Regions from separate parts of the Homo sapiens genome. Here region 2 is linked to region 1. Evidence: chromatin loops called from intact Hi-C (ENCODE). Cell type or tissue: chondrocyte. All regions are shown on one strand. Each heading gives the region's core, and the rest is flanking DNA. Links, peaks and the distances in the headings are about the cores only. Region 1 has its middle 28 kb from the start of CTPS1. Region 2 overlaps NFYC (nuclear transcription factor Y subunit gamma).

Region 1 (10,858 bases), core at 1,613-9,612:
GAGAATCACTTGAACCCGGGAGGTGGAAGCTGCAGTGAGCTGAGATCATGCCACTGCACTCCAGCCTGGGTGACAGAGCCAGACTCCATCTCAAAAAAAATAAAAAAATAAAAAACAAACTGTATTCATTGTTAACATTAAAAATGAACAGACACTCCCCCAATCAAGAAACAGCAATTGAGAAAATTAACAACATAACTCATTTTCTTTTCTTTCTTTCTTTTTTTTTTTTTGAGACAGAGTCTTGCTCTGTTGCCCAGGCTGGAGTGCAGTGGTGTGATCTTGGCTCACTGCAACCTCCACCTCCTGGGTTCAAGCAATTTTCCTGCCTCAGCCTCCTAAGTAGCTGGGACTACATGTGTGTGCTACCATGCCCTGCTAATATTTGTATTTTTAGTAGAGATGTGGTTTCACCGTGTTGGGCAGGCTGGTCTCAAACACCTGACCTCGTGATTTGCCTGCCTCGGCCTCCCAAAGTGCTGGGATTACAGGCGTGCACCACCATGCCCTGCCCAAAATAACTCATTTTCTATAGGGAAACACATAACATTAAATAATAATATCCATACTTTTATGTTAGAAAAATAAGAGAAAATTATTAAGTTAAAGAAAAGCCAATATTTTATATGTACTTGCAAAATAAAGAAGAATTTATCAGTTGCAGCTGATAAACAGATAAACAAATCATGACTAGGATCATAGTCAGACTATTCTGTGGAGTGTGGGACAATGTGGCCATGACAAAGTCTTTCTGGCGGCAAGTGCTTTGAATAAAATCTTAACCACCAAAATAATTATTACCTAATTCAGGAAGTTCATAGAGGAAGCTATCTAACAGTGTTCAAATATGTTTTGGCTCTTGTCAAATTTTGAGTAGTTGAATAGGTCAACATGCTTGTGGCTCATTTATGGCATGCCAGTTAGAAAGCTCAGTCCTAACTAATAGAAATAGGGTTTCCAAGACAAAATATGTTATGTGGTCAAATAATTTTGGAGAATTCCATGCTAAAGTTAAAATGCACATTGCATGCTGCAGGAATTCTCAGAACCCTTAAGATGCCAGTGCCCGCTGTGATTTTTTTTTTTTTTTTTTTTTGGCCTTCAAATGGAAGTGGGCAAGGCACAGAAACATGTAGTTTCACGTAAACACAAATGCACAAAAAACATATAAAAATACTCAACCTCACTCATAACTCATATTCACAATAAAACAAGATAGGCCGGGTGTGGTGGCTTATGCCTGTAATCCCAGCACTTTGGGAGGCCGAGGCGGGTGGTGACACCTGAGGTCAGGAGTTTGAGACCAGCCTGACCAACATGGTGAAACCCCGTCTCTACTGAAAATACAACAATTAGCCGGGCGTGGTGGCGCGCGCCTGTAATCCCAGCTATTTGAGAGGCTGAGGCAGGAGAATGGCTTGAACCCGGGAGGCGGAGGTTGCAGTGAGCCGAGATCGCGCCATTGCACTCCAGCCGGGGCAACAGAGTGAGACGCCGTCTCAAAACAACAAAAACCGAAAGAAAACAAGATAGGATTTGTCACGTGGAAGATTGGCAAACTGGAAAAAGCTTTATAACGTCCAGCGCATTTGAGTGGGAACAAGTGCTCTCACAGAATGTAGGAGGCTGTGTAGATCTATAACTCTTTGGAGGAAGTATTGGTTAGGGATGATGCCCACTGGCATGTAACAGAAAGCCAGACTTCATCGAATAGGGATTTGTTAACTTTCAAAAAAAGATATTAAGTCTAGAGACAGGCGTCCCAGGCTAGTGCAGCCTCTCTGCAACATCACCAGGGTCTCAGGCCCCTCCACCATGCTTAGTACAAAGCTTTTACTCTCACATTTGCCTCACTGTGACCTCATGGTTACAAGATGACTGCTTTACCCCCAGCCTCGGGTTCACATTCCAGGCAAAAAGAAGGGAGTGGCAAGGAAGAAAATGTGGTGCCTCTATCAGGAAATGAATGCTTTCTTAGGTGCCTCCAGCTGACTTTTATCGACATTTGAGTATGTGGAACTGGCCGCCCCTAGATGCAAGGAGAGCTGTGGATTTTTTAGCTCAGCACATTGCCTATTTGAGTGAAATCAGATATTGATTTACCTGATCTGGCCTCAGCTGACTATCTCTTCTCTTACGATTCTACTCTGACTTCTGTTCTTCTACCTCACTGACTTTCACAGGTACTGTTAGCATTTTACCCAGATCCTTTTAAGATCCCCTTTTCCTTCATGTTGTGTGTGCCCCCAACTTTGCTAAGCTTTTTCTCTTAACATTTAGTACTTAGTACCCAACACCTAGTACCTAGTACCTATGGCTCTTTGGATAGGGCGCTACTGGAGCCCACTTTGCCCAGAGGAAGTGCCTGAGAATTTACTTGAAAAAGCTCCCTGGGATGACCCTAGCCAGATGTTAATGGGAGGAGAGTTTGAAAGTCTCAGCAACCTTGCCTTAGGTTGGAACAAACACTGAGGTGTAACTTATATGCCAGAGCTCCCCTTCCTACCCGACTCTACCTTACCCCACCCCGCCCCACCCCCGTGGGATCAGGGTGAGACTACCTTCCTCCGGATTTCGCATGAAATCACACGCTTGCTTGGCTTCCTCCTCTTCCCTGCCCTGCTTCCCCTACACCCTTGCTGGTTATTCCCCACCCTACCCCTAAGGGAGCACTAATCAATCACTTATACAGGAATCCTCTCAGAGTCTGCTTCCAGATCGCCTGACCTAAAACACCAGCCAACTTGCAGTTTCTAGAGCATGCTAAGCACGTTCCTATCACAGGGACTTTGCACGCTGCAGGAATACCTCCCCCCAGACACATGCACGGTTCACATCTGCACTTTGTTTGTGTCTTTGCTCAAATGCCACCTTATCAGTGAGTATTTTCTTTTTTCCTTTTTTTTTTTAGACGAGTCTCGATTTGTCGCCCAGGCTAGATTGCAGTGACCCTATCTTGGTTCACTGCAACCTCCACCTCCGGGATTCATGTGATTCTCCTGCCTCAGCCTCCTGAGTAGCTGGGATTACAGGTGTGTGCCACCATGCCCAGCTTATTTGTGTATTTTTAGTAGAGAAAGGGTTTCACCATGTTGCCCAGGCTGGTCTCGAACTCTTGACCTCATGATCCACCCGCGTCGGCCTCCCAGAGTGCTGGGATAACAGGTGTGAGCCACTGCGCCCGGCCATCAGTGAGTATTTTCTTAACCACACTGCCTGAAATAGAACCACTCCATCAACTTCTATCCTTTACCCTGCTTAATTTCTCTATGCAATTTAGCACAGCTTGGCTTAACAGTATTTAATACACAGTATTTTGTTTATTGTCATTCTCTCCTACCATAATATAAGCTCAGAGGCCAGGAACTTCGTCTTGTTTTATTCTCCTCTGTATCCCCTGCACTGGAATTGATTAATGCCTGCCAGAAGAAAGGCCTTGTCCGGGTGTGGTGGCTCATGCGTATAATCCCAGCACTTTGGGAGGCCGAGGTAGACGGATCACCTGAGGTCAGGAGTTCGAGACCAGCCTGACCAACATAGAGAAACCCCGTCTCTATTAAAAATACAAAATTAGCCAGGCATGGTGGCACATGCCTGTAATCCCAGCTACTCGGGAGGCTGAGGCAGGAGAATCGCTTGAACCCTGGAGGCAGAGGTTGCAGTGAGCTGAGATCATGCAATTGCACTCCAGCCTGGGCTTGAAACTCCATCAAAAAAAAAAAAAAAAAGAAGAGGCTGGGCGCGGTGGCTCACGCCTGTAATCCCAGCACTTTGGGAGGCCGAGGCAGGTGGATCACGAGGTCAGGAGATCGAGACCATCCTGGCTAACACGGTGAAACCCCGTCTCTACTAAAAATACAAAAAAAAAAAAAAAATTAGCCGGGCGTGGTGGTGGGTGCCTGTAGTCCCAGCTGCTGGGGAGGCTGAGGCAGGAGAATGGCATGAACCCAGGAGGCGGAGCTTGCAGTGAGCCGAGATAGCGCCATTGCACTCCAGCCTGGGCGACAGAGCGAGACTCCGTCTCAAAAAAAAAAAAGAAGAAGAAGAAGAAAGGCCTCAAGTATATTTGCTGGTTGAATAAATGATTGAATATCTAAGGATCTATGCAGACTTAGGTAGTAGACAGTGGGTTTTAGCTTTGAAGAGGGAAAACAGCTTTGTAGATTCCAGCATTTATTGATACACCAAAGCTGAGTCAGGAGCCCGAAGGAGCTCATGGTCTCAAGGAGGACCCAGACCCCACTCCGCAGTGGCCTGTGCACTAGGCTATACAGACACAATGGAAGAAACAATCGCTTCTGCCTGGGAGAATCCAGGAAGGCTTCACAGAAGAGGCCACATTTGACATTAAAAAGGATCAGTTTCTCTGGAGGAGAAGGTGGGGTTGCAGTCCTGTTAGGAATAGCTTGTAAGAAGGCATAAAGTCCATGACCTGCCTGGTGTGGACAAATTAAAGAGTGCCTGAGGAGAGCCACAGGATACTGAAGGACAGAAAGCAACAGAGTCACCAGAGGACAGCCAAGGACCTTGAATGCTGAGGTTTGTCCAGAAGGCAGTGGAGAGCCAAGTGCGGGGCTTAAGCTGGGAGAAGGGCAAAGGCGAGTAGGGTCAGAGCTGGATTTTAGCAAGTTACTCCTGGTGGTGACATGGACGAGGCTGAGAGGGGAAAACCAGGGGCTGGGAGGTCGGTTGGGGTCTGCCTTGATGTCACCTAATTTCAGCTCCAGGTGCAGAGCTGAGATGTTGGCACCAGAGGGCGCTCTGACCCAGAGCACGGGCCTCCTGCCATTCCCGTTCTGCTCCCGCTGGGCACTCACCTGGCGCTCTCGGAGACAGTTCGCACCTCCAGCCGGGGCCCGACCTGTGTGCTCAGCACACAGGCCTTGGGAAATCTTCTACATTACGTCTTGTTATTTGACTTTGTCTTTCCATGTAATGGCTGAGACTGTGAGGTGCTGCTGGAGGTGCAGTGGGGGAACAAATAGGCAAGATCCCTGCTGTCCTAGACCATGTGGTCTAAGCCAGCGGTTCTCAAAGTGTGTTCCCCGGGTCAGGAGGCCTGGCATCTCCTGTGAATGAGCAGACGCACAGATTCTCGGGACCCACTGCAGACCTGCTGAATCAGACACTCTGGGGCCCGTGGCCAGCAATCTCTGTTCTAACAAGCCCCTCTGGTGATTCTGATGGTGTCAAGGGTGAGAGTTGCTGGTCTAAGAAAACACTGCACACTATAGCAAGTTCCTTCAAAGGACTGATCCAGCAAGCTGCGGAAAGGCACTGACTCAAGGGAGCCAAGGGCCAAGCATAGAAGGCTTCCTGGAGGCAGTGTCTAGGAGTCAACTAGATAAAAAAGGGAGAGAAAGTCATTCCAAAAAGACAGAACAGGCTGGGTGCAGTGGCTCACACCTGTAATCCCAGCACTTTGGAAGGCCAAGGTGGGAGGATGGCTTGAACCCAGAAGTTTGAGACCAGACTGGGCAACATGGCAAGTCCCTGACTCTTAAAAAACAAATTTTTTTTTTAATTAGCCTGGCATGGTGGCTGGCGCCTGTGGTCCCAGCTACTCTGGAGGCTAAGTTGGGAGGATTGCTTGAGCTCAGGAAGTTGAGGCTACAGTGAATCATATTCTCGCCACTGCACTCCAACCTGGGCTAACAGAGTGAGATCCTGTCTCAATCAGTTAATCAGTCAGTTCAAAAAGAGAGAACTGTGCCAAGACCCAGAAGTAGGAGAGCTTAGTCTCTTATTGAACTCCAGCTCGAAGGGACCTGACACAAGGGCTCAGCCTTTGTCCCACGAAGTTCGCTCTTGTGACTTCTAAGTATGGTCTCATGTTTTCTTCTCTTTAAATTTTTTTTTTATTGTTTTTAGTTGACCTTAAATACTCTCCTATCCAAGAGGTTTCATGTTTTAAAAGACGTTGTTATCCTGGGCAATCTAGTGAGACCCTGTCTCTATAAAAAACAAAAATTAAAAAAAAAATTAGCTGGGCGTGGTGGCTTGCACCTGTACTCCAGATACTCAGGTGAGGTGGGAGGATTGCTTGAGCTCAGGAGGTCGAGGCTGCAGCCTGGGCAACAAAGGGAGACTCCATCCCTATTTGAAAAAAGACATCGTCTTCCAAACAAGCTGCCTTAAATAATTAATCTTCATTTATTTCCTACTATTATGAATCTATCTATCTATATATATATAGCTCCTATCAGAGTTTTTGATTAGCATGAGATGTTCAGACTCCCTATTCTGCATTAATCATTATAGCAACTACCATTTGCAGAGGGCTGACTCTGGGCCAGCCTACGTGCCAAGTGCTTTACATGTGCTAGCTCATTCAATCGCCACTAGAAACCTCTGAGTGGGGTCTTATCACTCCCATTTTACTTAGGAGGAAACTGACACCCAAAAGAGACTCAGTCACTTGCTCAAAGGCACATCACTGACTGTGGTCTAACCCTGGCCTATCTTCCTGTAGAGTGGACTTGATTCAAACGTTTCCCTGTTCCTTGGGAGTGATGGAGTTCCAGCCTGAAAGAAAGATACCTGGCCCATCAGCACATACAGTTTCATCCTGAGCAAATGCTTACGCATTCTTGTTATGCATTTAGAAGTCCTAATATAGCTCATGGTACCCATTCTATCTTGAGAGTTCCCTAGGGTTCTGGGACTCCGGGTGAGAATCACTAAGCTAGTCCAGCCTTTTATCTCTCCCCCTGCCATACTCAATATACAGATAAGAACGTGGAAGCCCAAGGAGGGGCAGTGAAGTCGAGGCAGCCTTCCAGGAACCCCCTCAAAGGATCCCCTCATGTCATAAAACTAGAAAAGACCTTCCTCAGCCAGGCACAGTGGCTCACGCCTGTAATTCCAGCACTTTGGGAGACCAAGACGAGAGGATTGCTTGAGCTCAGGAGTTGAAGACCAGCCTGAGCAACATAGTGAGACCCTGTTTCTACAAAAGATTTTTTTCTTTTCTTTTCTTTTTTTTTTAAATTTCCAACATTTATTTTAAGTTCAGGGATACAGGTGCAGCATGTGCAGGTTTGTTACATAGGTAAACGTGTGCCATGGTGGTTTCCTGCACAGATCATCCCATCACTCAGGTATTAAGTCCAGCATCCATTAGCTTTTCTTCCTGATGCTCTCCCTTCTCCCACCTCCCACCCTCCGACAGGTCCTAGTGTGTGTTGTTGCCCCCCCATATGTGTCCATGTGTTAACATAATGCAGTTCCCACTTGTAAGTGAGAACATGCAGTATTTGGTTTGCTGTTTCTGCATTAGTTTGCTGAGGATAATGGCTTTGAGCTCCATCCATGTCCCTGCAAAGGACATGATCTCTCTTTTTTTTTTTTTTTTTTTTTGAGATGCAGTCTCACTTTGTCGCCCAGGCTGGAGTGCAGTGGCGCGATCTCAGCTCACTGCAACCTCTGCCTCCCAGGTTCAAGTGATTCTCCTGCCTCAGCCTCCCGAGTAGCTGGGATTACAGGTGCCCACCACTACGCCCAGCTAATTGTTTGTATTTTTAGTAGTGACGGGGTTTCACCATATTGGGTAGGCTGGTCTTGAACTCCTGATCTCATGATTCGCCTGCCTCGGCCTCCCAAAGTGCTGGGAGTAAGTGCAGACATGAGCCACCATGCCCAGCTGATCTCATTCTTTTTTATGGCTGCATAGTATTCCATGGTTCTACAAAATATTTTTTAAAAATTAGCTGGGTGTGGCAGCACACACCTGTAGTTCTAGCTACTTGGGAGGCTGGGGCAGGAGGATAGCTTGAACCCAGGAGGTAGAGGCTGCTATGAGCCGTGATTGCACTGGTACACTCCAGCCTAGGTGACAGAGCAATACCCTGTCTCAAAAAAAAAAAAGAAAAGAAAAGAAAAGAAAAGAAAAAATAAAATAAAATAAATTAAAGGAAAGAGCTCCTTGGTCCTTGCGTCATTTTCCCTATCTCCTCCCTTTGCCCTCCCTCCTTACCTCACTCCCTGGCTTCCTTCCTTCTCAAGCTTCTAGTGAGCCCCTGCTCTGTGCCAGGCCCCTGGTGCTGGGGACACAGGGACAAACAAGTACTTCTTGCCATTCTTTCCATTTCTTGTGGGCTGTAGCACAGTGCCGCACATGCTATGTTATTAAGTTATCTCCACCACAAATGCCGTTTCCACCAGATGTCATTAGTGGCAACATGATCTACAGTCTCACTCACTGGCATTGCAGGATAGAATACAGCATAGCCCGCACCCACCTCCCCACCCCTCCAACCCTACCTACCTCTGCCCTTCTTCCTAAAAAGGGCAGATGCCATTTCCATTAGCCCTGTAGGGGGCACTGTCTGCCTCCTCCCTTTTTAAAAAAGGACCAGCTGGTAGACAGACTTCGTGTATCTGCCTTTTCTCCTTCATGCTTTCCTGCCATTCATGACTCATTGCTAATCAATTTTCTCTCTTCCTTGTGCCAGTTTTATAGCCAGGCTTCGCCATCTGCCTGGTGGGCGAGTTGTGTTAGTCTGTGTTTGTGTTAATAAATTAGTTCGAGTAATATTATCTGTGCTGGCTGCTAGGAATACAGACAACAGTTAGCCCTGGTGTCTGCCCTAGGGAAGCTCACAGTATGGGGTGGGAAGGGGAGGCTGCTATTCCCGCACTCTGCGAAAGGGCTGCTGGATAGGGTAGCTTTACTGTTAAGGGTGGGACTGCACTGTATTTAGGGCATGTTTACTATGCCCCAGTGAGCCCTGGGCAACACAAGGGCCCCTTTGGCTCTCTTGGCTCTGAAAAGGAAGCCAGGAGTCTTGGTGGGAAACCTCTAATAGCCGGGGGAGGGAAACGCTGTCCGGGAGAAAACCCTATTTGTTAGCAGTCTGGGAGTCATCTGTCCTTCCAGGCCGACTTTTAGTAACCATAACATCAGTTAAAATAATTTTTTTTTTTTTTTTGACACGAAGACTTGCTCTACTGCCCAGGCTGGAGTGCAGTGGTGGGAGCTCGGTCCACTGCAACTTCTGCCTCCCGGGTTCAAGCAATTCTGCTTCAGCCTCCCGAGTAGCTGGGATTACAGGTGTGCGCAACCATGCCTAGCTAATTTTTGTATTTTTAGTAGAAATGGGGTTTCACCATGTTGGCCAGACTGGTCTCAAACTCCTGACCTCAAGTGATCCATCTGCCTTGACCTTAAAATAATTTTTAATAAAGATGATTTTTAACATTGTTACAAAAGTAGTAATGTGCTCAATGAAAAAAATTTCAGTGATAGAGAAATAAAATGAATTTCAATCTTTGCCTTCAATCTGTCTCACTGTTAACACTTTAGTATGTTAATTTCCAGGTATACATAATAGATATTATAATCATATAGCTACATATGTGTATGTGTTTTTATAATCAAATATATGTGGAAAGAGCTAGAGAGATTATTGTCTTTCTTTTTTATTTTTTTATTTTTTGAGACGGAGTTTCACTCTTGTCTCCCAGGCTGGACTCCAATGACGTGATCTCGGCTCACTGCAACCTCCGTCTCCCTGGTTCAAGCCATTCTCATGCCTCAGCCTCCCGACTAGCTGGGATTACAGGCACGTGCCACCATGCGCAGCTAATTTTTGTATTTTTAATAGAGACGGGGTTTTGCCATGTTGGCCAGGCTGGTCTTAGAACTCGTGACCTCAGGTAATCCACCCACCTTGGCCTCCCAAAGTGCTGGGATTACAGGCATGAGCCATTGCGCCTGGCCAAGAGATCATTTTCAAAATATAAATAAAAATATAATAAAATATTAGGCCGGTCGTGGTGGCTCACACCTGTAATCCCAGCACTTTGGGAGGCTGAGGAGGGTGGATCACCTGAGGTCAGGAGTTTGAGACCAGCCTAGCCAACATGGTGAAACTCCGTCAAACCCTGTCTCTACTAAAATTACAAAATATTAGCTGGGTGTGATGACACGCGCCTGTAATCCCAGCTACTTGGGAGCCTGAGGCATGAGAATTGCTTGAACCCAGGAGATGGAGGTTGCAGTGAGCTGAGATCGCACCCCTACACTCCACCCTGAAGGTTAGAGCAAGACTCTGTCTCAAAAAAAAAGTATATATATATATATATCTATATATAATATTAAACATATAAAAATACCTGTTATAACATGTTATCTATATAATAATATATCTTATAGATATACAATATACCTGTTATTCAAATTGCTTTGTCTTCCAAACGGAGAACTAATTTCCATGTTGGCAGGTGTAGATGGATCTCCCTCATTCTTTTTATCAGCTGTATAGTATGGACACACCATGAGGTACCCAATTCTCTGGTGATACTCATGCAATTCCTGTCTTTTGTTATTATAAACAATGCTGCAAAGAACCACTATATATTTCTCTTTGCTCACTTTTGCCATTATTTCAATAAAATAAATTCTCAAAGGTGGAATGGATTTGATCAAAGGGCACATAAATATAAAGTTCTGATGAAATAGATGAATTTCTTTCCAAAAATAATATTGCAATTTGCATTTGCCCCAGGAGTGATGAGATACCAACTGACACGCTCCCCAACACTGGGTGCCTTTTAATTTTTGCAGTCTGATACATGAAATATATTATCCCATTGTTGTTTTCATTTGGATTTCTGTGGAGTCAAACATCTCTTCCTGAGTTGATTGGCCATTTGAATGTCATCTTCTATAAAGTGTATTTTCCCATGTCGTTTGTCTATTTTTCTTTTCTTTTCTTTTTTTGAGACAGAGTCTCACTCTGTTGTCCAGGCTGGAGTGCAGTGGTGTGATCTTGGCTTACTGCAACTTCCTCCTCCCAGGGTCAAGTGATTCCCCTGCCTCAGCCTCCCAAGTAGCTGGGACTACAGGCACCCACCA
Region 2 (10,858 bases), core at 984-8,983, 180 kb after region 1:
CTGGCCAGGCCCTGAGGCTGGGCATGCTGCAGAGGCTGTGGCTCCCTAGGAGAGAACCCAGGATGGGTGAAGTGGGAGGCACCAGCATCCAGAGAGGCTGGCAGTGCCAGGGGCAGAAAGAGCCCTAAACTACAAGTCATGGCTGGGCTTCCAGTCCTAGCTCCACCTGTGGAATACCTGGGGACCTTGGGCAAGTCACTCCACCTCTTCCCCACTTTCCCTGGCTATCAGCACTGAATGCAATAATGCATGAAAAAGTTAGAGACCATGCAGGGGGCTGTACGCACGTGACCCATTCGTCTGACTGCTCTTCAGGTACGTGTTTCAGGTGGAGCAGGGAGATGCTCTGGGAATTCCCTGGTCCTAGCAGTTCTTCTCAATCTAGGAAGCCTTCCTAGGAGGGGATTGGAGTGGAGAGTGCTCAGGGGGTGATGGCATCACATTATTGACCTTTGGGAACCCACCTCTACTGAGAGCAGGAGGAAGCATGAGAGAAAGATAAGGCCTTCTTCCTTTTCCCTGTGCAGCCCAGAAAGGACAAGAGACTTAGGCCACGAGGTGCTGGAGGGGCCCAAGGAATTTCTTTTTCTTTTCCTTTTTTTTTTTTTTTTGAGATGGAGTCTCGCTCTGTTGCCCAGTCTGGAGTGCAGTGGCGCAATCTCGGCTCACTGCAAGCTCTGCCTCCCGGGTTCACACCATTCTCCTGCCTCAGCCTCCCAAGTAGCTGGCACTACAGGCGCCCGCCACCATGCCTGGCTAATTTTTTTGTATTTTTAGTAGAGACGGGGTTTCACCGTGTTAGCCAGGATGGTCTCGATCTCCTGACCTCCTGATCCGCCCGTCTTGGCCTCCCAAAGTGCTGGGATTACAGGCGTGAGCCACCTCGCCAGCCAAGGAATTTCTTTTCCCCAGATCTGGGTGTGGCACTGACCAGCCCCCAGCCTAGACCAAGCAGGCCAGTCAGCTCAGAGCCACAGGAAGTGGGGAGGGAGCAGTGTTGCTGAGCTCAGTGAAAGTGAACCCCCATTGATCCTCAGGGCTGGAGGGGGCCCACACAGAGGAGACACAGAGGGAGAAAGGGGCGTGGAAATGAAGGTCAAAGCCCTCCCTTCTTGCAGGGCTCCTCCTCTGCCTTCAGGATTCTTCCTGTAAGATCCTTCCTCTAACCTCTACCTCTGGAAGACCATGCAGAAGGCAACAGTGCTGTGGTCCTGCTGGTTAACTCCATGTTCTCGGTGAGAACCACTGGGACAATAGAGTTGGCTGAAAAATGAAAAGGAAGGACTTTTCTGAGTTGCTGAGTGTGCAGTGGAAAAGAACTTCCATGCTCGCCTGGTGGGAGAAACTTGAATGAGGGCTCAGGGAGGGAGATGACGTGAGTAGGAGGGACAGAAGGTTGAGTAGCAGGAAATGGGGTTCAGAAAGAGGATGACAACCTGGTAAGGGAGATGGGATTCAGGGAGGAGAATGGGGGCTCCAAAGAGAGGCTAGAGACTGGGTGACAGGGATGGAAGGCTCAGAGACCAGGATTTCCAGGTCAAGCTTGATTAAACGCTTATTAAATTCCTCCTCTTTGAAATATTAGATGTGCAAAGCAAGATAAGTGCTAAATAATTTTTTAAATTAAAAAAAAATTTTTTTTTTGAGACCAGTTCTTGCTCTGTCACCCAGGCTGGAATGCAGTGGTGTGATCTTGGCTTACCGCAACCTCTGCCTCCTGGGTTCAAGCAATTCTCTGCCTCAGCCTCTCGAGTAGCTGAGAATACAGGTGTGTACCACCATGCCTGGCTAATATTTTTATTTTTTGTAGAGATGGGGTTTCACCATGTTGGCCAGGCTGGTCTCGAACTCCTGGCCTCAAAGTGATCTACCAGCCTTGGCTTCCCAAAGTGCTGGGATTACAGGCATGAGCCACCATGCCCAGCTGATAATTAAAAGAAAAAAAAAGTACATATTCAAGCACCAAAAGCAAGAATGGGGAATTGTGTAAGACCATAAGAGGTAATTCCTGGTGGCAAGCAGGAATTGAAGGTGTATTTCTGAGGGGGGGTCCAGTGTCCAGTGGGGTGGGAGGGTGGGAAGTATAGTTGCCAACCTCAAAAATGCCAGGGACAACAGTAGGCTTTCTGCTTAAAGCTGAGTCTGGTAAAGTGCTGCCTGCCGTGAACATTAAAATCTCTGTCTGCTAGCCACCTGGTCCCTGGCTTTAAGCAGAAAGAGGATCCTTATAAGTGTGACACCTCAGTCTGTCCACAGGGGGTGTGGGCTCAGGATTTGATATCCAGGCCATGCAAAAATCCCAAACCAAGACACTGCTATAAGAGCTGATTTGAGGCTGCTGCACTTCCACATGGCTTAGGCACATACAACTGAGAAATCATCCCTTAGGATGGCCTCCACATCCCAGGGCACAATCAGGAAAATGTGCTGAAAATAATCTCAAGGATAAATTCCATAACAGATTAGAAGCACCATACCTTAAGAGACATACCTCTCATGGGAGAATTTATACATAAAGACCTAGAGCTAATGGAGCAATCTGAAAGGAAATTTAATATAGCTAAAATCATCAAAAAGATAAAGGAAGAAGTAGCATATATAAAACAAGAATAGAAAGATATCAAACAGAAACGTAGCAGAAATGAACAGAACTATCTAGAAATTTTAGAAATGAAAACTAAAGTTACTAACATTTTTTAAAAAATCAATAAATAGGTTATCAAATATATCTGAAGAGAATTAATGAATTAGAAGCTAGAACTGAGGAAATCCTTCAGACTGAAGCACAGAATAAAGAGATTAAGCAGATGAAAGAAAAGAGACATAGAAGATTGAATGAGAAAATCTAGCATATGCATTAAGGGTTTCAAAAAGAGATACTGGAAAGAGTGACTGAACTTGCCAAAAATAATCCATGAATTTCTAGATTTAAAAGGCCCACAGACTACCTAGTAAGATATCTTAGAAAACAAAACTCTATCTAGACACCTTGTAGTCAAAGTGTAGAATATCAAGAATAAATAGAAATTCTAAAAGCCACCAGAGAGAAAAGATGGCTTATCTACAAAGGTCCAATAATTGAGTTGACAGTAAACTTCTCATCAGCAACAACAGATGCCAAGAGACAATGGAATCGTATCTTCAAAGTGCTGAGGGCAAATAATTGTGAACCTAGAATTCCATACCTTGCCAAACTGTCACTTAAATGAAAGGGCAAAATTAAGACATTTGACACATACAAGATCTTAGAAAGCTGTTCCACAGACCTTCCCAGAAAGAGAGAACAGGAACTTGGGGGAGGGGCTGGGAGTTCACAGAGATGATGGGCACAGCGCAGGGCCAGGACTCTAAGGAGGGGCTGGAGTCTCAGGGATTGGAGGGAGGCCGGGCTCTGTTTCAGACTTCTCCTCAGCACCAGCCAGACACAGGAGGCCAGCCCAGCCTGGCCCAGCTCAGGTTCTTCCCTCCTGAGTGCCAGCCTTACTGTCCTTCTGTCCCCTCTTCCTAAGCCATGGCAGTGGAACAGCACCCAAGCTGGGGAAGACACCAGCAGCCTAGCACACGAGGCCTTGAGGAAGCCATGGCCAAGTTGCTCATGTGACTGGGCACTGGGCCTCCACAGGAGGGTCCACTCCTCTTAGGAGATCAGATGCCACCTCACTGAGGCCTATAGATGGCTGGAGCTGTGGGACAAAAGCTAGGTCCCTACTCAAGAGTTGGTGGGAAGGGGACTCTCATTCTCTGTAGGAAAATAATCACAAATGGAGGGGACAAAACCCATGGGGGCTGGGCCAGCTGACACAGGAGGCTTCTAGGAGCATCTGGCTCCAGGCAACCAGCTGGTGCCCTTGGGTAATATTTTAACATGTTTGAGACCCAGTTTCTTACTTATAAAATAGGGAGAATGCCTACCTAACGAGGATGTGAAGATGAAATGAGAATCCATGAGTACCAAGCTTTAGATGTATTTTCTTTTCTTTTCTTTTCTTTTCTTTTTTTTTTTGAGACAGGGTCTCATTCTGTCACCCAAGTGATCCTCCCTGGCTCAAGCAATCCTCCTGTCTCAGCCTCCCAAGTAGCTAGGATTACAGGCACGCACCACCACACCCGATTAATTTTTGTATTTTTTATAGAGATGGGGTTTCACCATGTTGCCCAGGCTGGTCTCAAACTCCTGACCTCAAGTGATCCTCCTGCCTCCATCTCCCAAAGTGCTAGGATTACTGGCATAAGCCACCATGCCTGGCCTTAGACATATTTTCCTAGACAGAAATTTCTTAAACAATAATCTCCATTGAACACCCCTGCCTGGCATATTATCAGAGCTCAATAAAAAATTGTTAATAAGAGCTGGGCACGGTGGCTCACGCCTGTAATACCAGCACTTTGGGAGGCCAAGGTGGGCGGATCACGAGGTCAAGAGATCGAGACCATTCTGGCCAACATGGTGAAACCCCGTCTCTACTAAAAATACAAAAATTAGCTGGGCGTGGTGGCGGGCGCCTGTAGTCCCAGCTACTCAGGAGGCTGAGGCAGGAGAATCACTTGAACCCGGGAGGCGGAGGTTGCAGTGAGCTGAGATCGCGCCACTGCACTCCAGCCTGGCAACAGAGCGAGATTCCATCTGAAAAAAAAACAAACAAAAATTGTTAAGAAAAAAATGTCATGGTGAGAGCAGATGAGCAGAGGTGGGAATGTGCGCAGTGTGGCTGCAAGGATGGCTTTGTGTTCATTCACTCACTCATCAGTTACTGTTACCCCCTTGGTGCCAGGCTCTGTGCTGCACTCCAGCGGTGCAGAGATGACCCTGGACTTGAGAACTCCCTGTGAGGAAGACAGCCCAAACCAGAAAACACTAACAGAGGATAGAGGGTTTCTTTAGAGGCTAACTTGGTCTTTTGTTTGTTGTCTCTCTCCCCAACCCAACCCCTGCCCTCAACCCAATCATCAATATAAGCTCCATGGTAGCAGAGAAGTCAGACTTGTTTTAAGCTGTATTCACAATGTTTAAAACAACGTCTGACACACAGAAGGTGCCAAAGAAATAGCTGCTGAATGACTGTATATGAGCTCTAATAATAGAGGTTGTAGAAGTTCACATGGGAGCACTGAAGAGGTCTTTGCTGACTCTGGCTCAGGAATTAGAAGTTTCTCGGCAAGGGCCATTTAAATTGGGCCTTGATGGATGTATAGGAGCTCAATAAGTGAAAAGGGAAGTAAAAGGGCATTTCAGGAATTGTAGCTAGCACATTCTGAAAACATGGAGCTAAGTTCAGGGATCAGTGAGTAATTGGGTGTGACAGGAGCATAGAGTACAGGAGGTGGTGAGGGAGAGGAGAGTGAAAAGAAACAAAGCTGGGGAGATAAGAAGGACCTTGAACCAACTTGGGCTGTCAGAAAGTCCTTATTAAAATCTAACCACCTACCTTGAGGCAATACTCTGGAGAGGGTAGAGTTTCCAGCTCTCACTGTTATCCTAGGGAGGACCCTCCCTTCAAAGGGTGAGGGTCTTATCAGGAAGTGGGTTAAGAAAGGGGACAGTCATACTCCCACTAGTTCCTAGAATTGTCTACAGTTGGGATGACAGTGGGACAGGGCACCTCCCAGAGACACAGGTGAGGGCTGCATGCTGCCCCCTTGTGGCCTCCGCAGACCTGAGCTGCAAGGAAGCCAGCCAGATTGTCTGCTCCAGATTCCAGGGGTCTCCAATCTCCAAGGTCATCCTTGTGGCAAGTTCCCAACCACCAGCTGTCCCCAGACCAGACCCAACTGCTTTATTTATTTCATGTATACTCAAGGCTGGGCCAGTCAGTTCAGGAAGACTGACTAAAAGGGGATAGTTCACATTTCAATAGCCTGCTTCTTTCTTACACATATACATGTCACCTTTGGCCAGAGAGCAACTGTGTATGCACAGGGGGTCAGGAGATCAGTGTTTTGGTTTCAATTCCACCCTCAATTCATGGAGTGACCTTGGGCAAGTCACTGCACTTCACTAGCCCTCCCATGACTCCATCGCTAACACAGGGATCATGATACCTCTTCCTGTCTCCCCTGCAGGGTCACTGTGAAGATCATCGGGAGGGAGGACGGATGCTGCAAGTGCTAGGAAAAATGTTTAAAGAGTGCTCCGGATGTAAGGGGATCGTGCTGGGTATTAGATAGGGGCTCTCTTGGGCTGCGCCAAAGGGTTTGTTTACACCAGGATGGGCCCTGCTGGCAGGGCAATTTAAAGGGAAAGTGTTCAGCAGGGAAGCTGCTTGCTAATCACAACTGATCAAAACATCTCTAAAACAAGAATGGAAGTCTACAGGAAAATGGGGACCCATTCATTGGCCTGAAACTCCAATCACACTTGGGTTTTCAGGAATGAACCAAAGAGCAAACAAGGTGGGACACAGGGCACCATGAAATTAAATTGTGGAGGTTCTGCCTTTTCTCTGAGCCTGGGGCCCCTCTGCATGTTCACTTTCTCCCTCTTACATTCCCTGCACACAGGGCTAGGCACACGGCTATCAGTGAAAACTTGCTATTATATGATGTCTCGCTAAGACTGAGTTCTGGACAGCTGGAAAGGCCAGAAGACCCCCTTCAGAATAAAGTCCAGAGCTAGAATGAAGGTAACTAGATATAGAAGGAGGGAATGAATTTGGGAGTTGCGAGCAGGTTGGGGCTGACCCTGACTCACTGTTATGGGGGCCAACTTACTGACTTCTCATGGTGAACTGTCACCTGCTTTACCTACCCTGGTGACACTCCATGTCATTTTGGATAGACAGCATCATGTATCCAAAACCTTAAAGCTAAAAAAACTTTGCTTTTGAAAAAAAAAAAAAAGTTATCTGTCTTTCTTTTATAATGTGAATCCTTTACCTGGTCTCATCTCTTTTTGCTCTGGTGGCCAGGAAGCTCAGGGTCAAATAATTCTAACAAATACGTAGGTCTTTATAACCATGATATCTGTGTTCTTGTTTTCTATAATCCTGATTTCCTACTCAATTGTATTTTTCCTAATTCTAATTTGTTTTACTTTATTATTTCATTGTGTTGTTTTCATTGCAATTTTTTCTTATGGACTGAGGTAAGGCATAGTGAAGTAGATGCTGAGTATTTTATAAGCTACCATCATCAAGACAATATAGGCAACAGGATGCCCCAATCTGGAGTAAAGAGCAGAGCTGGCCAGACTTGAATCTAGGCAAAGTATTTAAGCAGATCCCAGAAATCTGGGGAATCTCCTGGGAGGAAGATCAGAGGGCAGTAATCTGAAACTACTTGTTGAAAACTAACTCATGTCTTATCCCCATGGTTTACAGTGGATATTTCATAAGATAATCATAAAAGCATCAGGTTCAGACTTGAAATCATCTAATATAAGCCCTTCCCCAATTTCCACCTCACCCACTGAGACAGTCCCAAAGACAAGGGAGGTATTTGCCCATGGGTTTAGGGCAAATACCTACATTTCCTGGCACCCAGCTCACTGTTCTTCCCACAACAGCAGCTCATTCCAGCTGGAAGGATGGCATGGTGGAGGTAAGAAAGATGGCTCATCACTGGCCTCTGTGGCCAATGAAGTGGAATGCTCTCTCTATTCTCCCTGCTTCAATTAACAGGAAGTAGGTCTTGGCTGTAGAACTCTTGGCTGACAAGGGGCCTGGGTTGTTCTCTATGGCAGATGCCATGCCTTTGTTAATGGGCATGGCCACAGCAGGTAGCTGAATGATAGCCTGTGCCAGGCAGGACTGGAAGGATTTACCCCAGGCTTTGACGGAGCCAGCTTTCTCCATGAGAGATGCCCCCTTCTTGACCCTCAACCAGGCAGGACACAGCTCAGTCTGATACACGGGTCAGAATCTAGTGAGTCCAGCAGGCAAGCATCTCTGAGCAGCAAATATATTCTGATGAAGCTCACTTTTAAGACCAGCCGAGGTAGGCCAGGCACAGTGGCTCATGCCTGTAATCCCAGTACTTTGGGAGGCTGACGTGGGAGGATCACTTGAGCCCAGGAGTTCAAGACCAGCCAGGGCAATACAGTGAAACCGTGTCTCTACAAATAAAAAATAAAAAAAATTAGCTGGGCATGGTGGTACCTGACTGTAGTCCTAGCAATTCAGGAGGCTGGGGTGGGAGGATTGCTTGAGCCCAGGAGATTGATGCTGCAGTGAGCAGTGATCACACCACTGCACTCCAGCCTGGGCAACAGAGCCAGAAAAAAAAAGATCGGCTAAGGACCTCAGTTTGAATTAGGTACACAGCATTAAGTTCCCTTAGCTTTGAACATCTCCTTCTCACAAGGGTGGCCCTCTCTCCCAGACACACAAACTGAGGGCAAATGAACCTTTCCAAGCAAAGTGGCCCCATGAATGCCCCCAGACACAGAAACCCAGACTCTAAATTATCTAAAATGAGATTTATTGCATTTCATGCAGCTTGAAGTCCATGCAAAGGAGACTAGCACAGTTTTTAATGCATTTAAAAAATAAAAGGGAGGTGGGCAGCAAACACACAAAGTCCTAGTTTCCTGGGTCCCTGGGAGAAAAGAGTGTGGCAATGAATCCACCCACTCTCCACAGGGAATAAATCTGTCTCTTAAATGCAAAGAATGTTTCCATGGCCTCTGGATGCAAATACACAGAGCTCTGGGGTCAGAGCAAGGGATGGGGAGAGGACCACGAGTGAAAAAGCAGCTACACACATTCACCTAATTCCATCTGAGGGCAGAACAACGTGGCAAGTCTTGGGGGTAGCAGCTGTTCCCAGAGTCAAGAAATACCGTACACCCCTGGGGAGATTTGCTCCTAAAAAGAAGTGGCAGTAACAAACAAAAAAAAAAGAAAAACAAAAGGAGAAATATTTCTTCAACCACACTCTTCAAGAAAATGCCATAAATATGTTATTTAATATTTTAATTTCATAGCATTGGACACACACTCAACATATTGAAATATTGATTCCTTAGAGAAAAAAATGGAAAAAAAGGAAACAAAAAATATTGCATCTTTCTGCTGGAGAATCTCGGCCCCCAGGCATGGGGTGTAGTGCACCAGTGTCCTAGCCTGCAGGAGGCGCTGAGGTCGGCCGGGTCCTCTGGGGAGGAAGGCTGTGCCCATTGCCTGGGGCTGTATGGCAAAAATTGTGTTGGGTGTCCTTGGCCTTGCCAGCTCAGGCCCTCAGTCGCCGGTCACCTGGGGGGCCTGCCCGTCGGAGGGCTGGTTGGCTGACTGGATGAACATGGGCTGGGCGAGGTCCTGGCCCGCAGGCATGGTGACTTGCTGGATCTGGTAGAGCTGCTGCGAGGGGTGGAGAGGAGAGAGTGAGGTCATCCCTGGGAGAGGGGCATGCAGCTCCCTATGGGTCTCGAGCTGGTTGGGGGTCCCAGATACCTCAACCACCACCCACTGCAAGGCGTCAGAAGGAGGAGGGGAAGTGGAGCTCTGCTGGGGTTGGGAGCAGCAGACACAGGAGGCACCAGCCCGGTGTGAGGGGGGGTGTGTGGTGGGCAGGGAAGAGGTGCAGGGAGTTGAATTTCCTGTGGCTTTCACTTCTCTGGGCTCTGCCTCTCCCGTTAGCTCAGAGACTCGAGCTTGCTGCACGCTGTTCCTCTGTGGCAAACACAAGCAATTCGAACCACTGTACCAGCAGCTTGGAAGTCAGCATTTCCCCAACTCTTGGTAATCTACACTGGCAGGGGCAGTAGGATTACCCCCTCCTCTCCTTCTTTTCTCAGAATATCTGGCTCAGGTTGAAACTAAACTGAATTTGAATTTTCTCCATGGACCCTGCTAAGGAGGTGGCCTGGTATTAAACACTTAACTATAGCCAAGACGCTCCAGGGGTGGAGAAGATACTCACACAGCCACTTAGGAAGGTCAGGGCTAATTGACTACTTGGTTTCCCAGGCGCTCCCCAAAGAAGCCAAAAGCCAAGCCCTCATGGGAGCCCTGGCATGTAAGCCTAGCATGTGGTGCTGGCAGAAGCCAGAGGTGGGTCCTGATGCCAGCTCTTCTCCCTTTTGAGCAGCAGAGGGCACAAGTTTGGGCATGTCATCCTATCATGTCCTCAGTGGTCTCTGGGACTGTACTGTGAGGGGAAAGCAGAGGGAAAAGGGAAGATTCTCTCCTCGCATGGACTGAAAATGACTGAATTTCAGGCACCCAGAGAGCTCAAGAGGTCACGTGTTCTCTGCGTCTCAACAGTCCATGCTATTAAAACAGCATCATGGCTTAGAGGGGAAAAAAATACAGTTCTAGAGAGGGAAACAGGAAACCTGCTCTCTAGTCCTGGCTCTGCAATGAACATCTAGGGGAGCATGGACAAGGCACTTCCCATCTCCAGGGTTCAGTTTACTCATCTGTAAAATGGCAATTTGGGCTACATGTCTAAGATTATTTTAGTTCCCACTAAGTCTATAAAACTAAAGGATAGGTGCCCTGATTTAAATACCGTACTTGTTTTAACAATTTCTGTCCACTCACTGTTAGTAGAGGACAGGACAGTTGCCCTAACCATCCAAACCCAGATACTACCTGCTACCCTGCCCCGCAAATCCTCACCCTCTGCCCAGCCCAGGTTGGGTACCCTACCTGTCCATCTGTGAACTGGCTGAACTGCTGCTGTCCTTGCTGGACCTCTGTCTGTGTAATCTGTAAGAATCAAGATGGTAGAGTTGGTATGTCAGCTGCAGGGTCTGATCCACCAGCCCACCACCCAAAAGAGGGTCATAAAGATCAAATGAGACAATGCATATAAAGTGCCCAGCAGGTGCTCAATGGGTAGTAAGCAAGCAAGCACCCCTCCTAATCTAGCACTGATGGCTACGTCAAGAGTTGGCAGCACAAAGTGACATCGAGAATCC

Evidence for each region. A loop is a pair of places that touch in the nucleus more often than their neighbours do. Peaks named below come from ENCODE experiments on the same cell type or tissue, not always from the same donor. Only the 100,000 strongest peaks of a DNase experiment are listed, where the experiment ranks them.
Region 2: a loop joins it to region 1, with 6 times the contacts of the local background. A loop is called at or near these places in 55 of 110 quality-filtered maps.

The regions. Positions count from the first base shown.
Region 1 is chr1:40,946,565-40,957,422 of GRCh38, reverse strand. No RefSeq gene overlaps it. Among named protein-coding and RNA genes, the nearest start is that of CTPS1, 28 kb to the left of the region's middle. In chondrocyte, for the core only: CTCF peaks have their summits at 4,550, 4,750 (motif pointing right), 8,080 and 8,312 (motif pointing right); no DNase peak of the experiment used is centred there.
Region 2 is chr1:40,769,144-40,780,001 of GRCh38, reverse strand. It overlaps NFYC (nuclear transcription factor Y subunit gamma), which reads right to left. Exons shown (of 10, transcript NM_014223.5): 9 at 10,587-10,646; 10 at 8,399-9,293. The coding sequence ends at 9,174. Among named protein-coding and RNA genes, the nearest start is that of KCNQ4, 9.2 kb to the left of the region's middle. In chondrocyte, for the core only: CTCF peaks have their summits at 5,410 and 5,638 (motif pointing left); no DNase peak of the experiment used is centred there.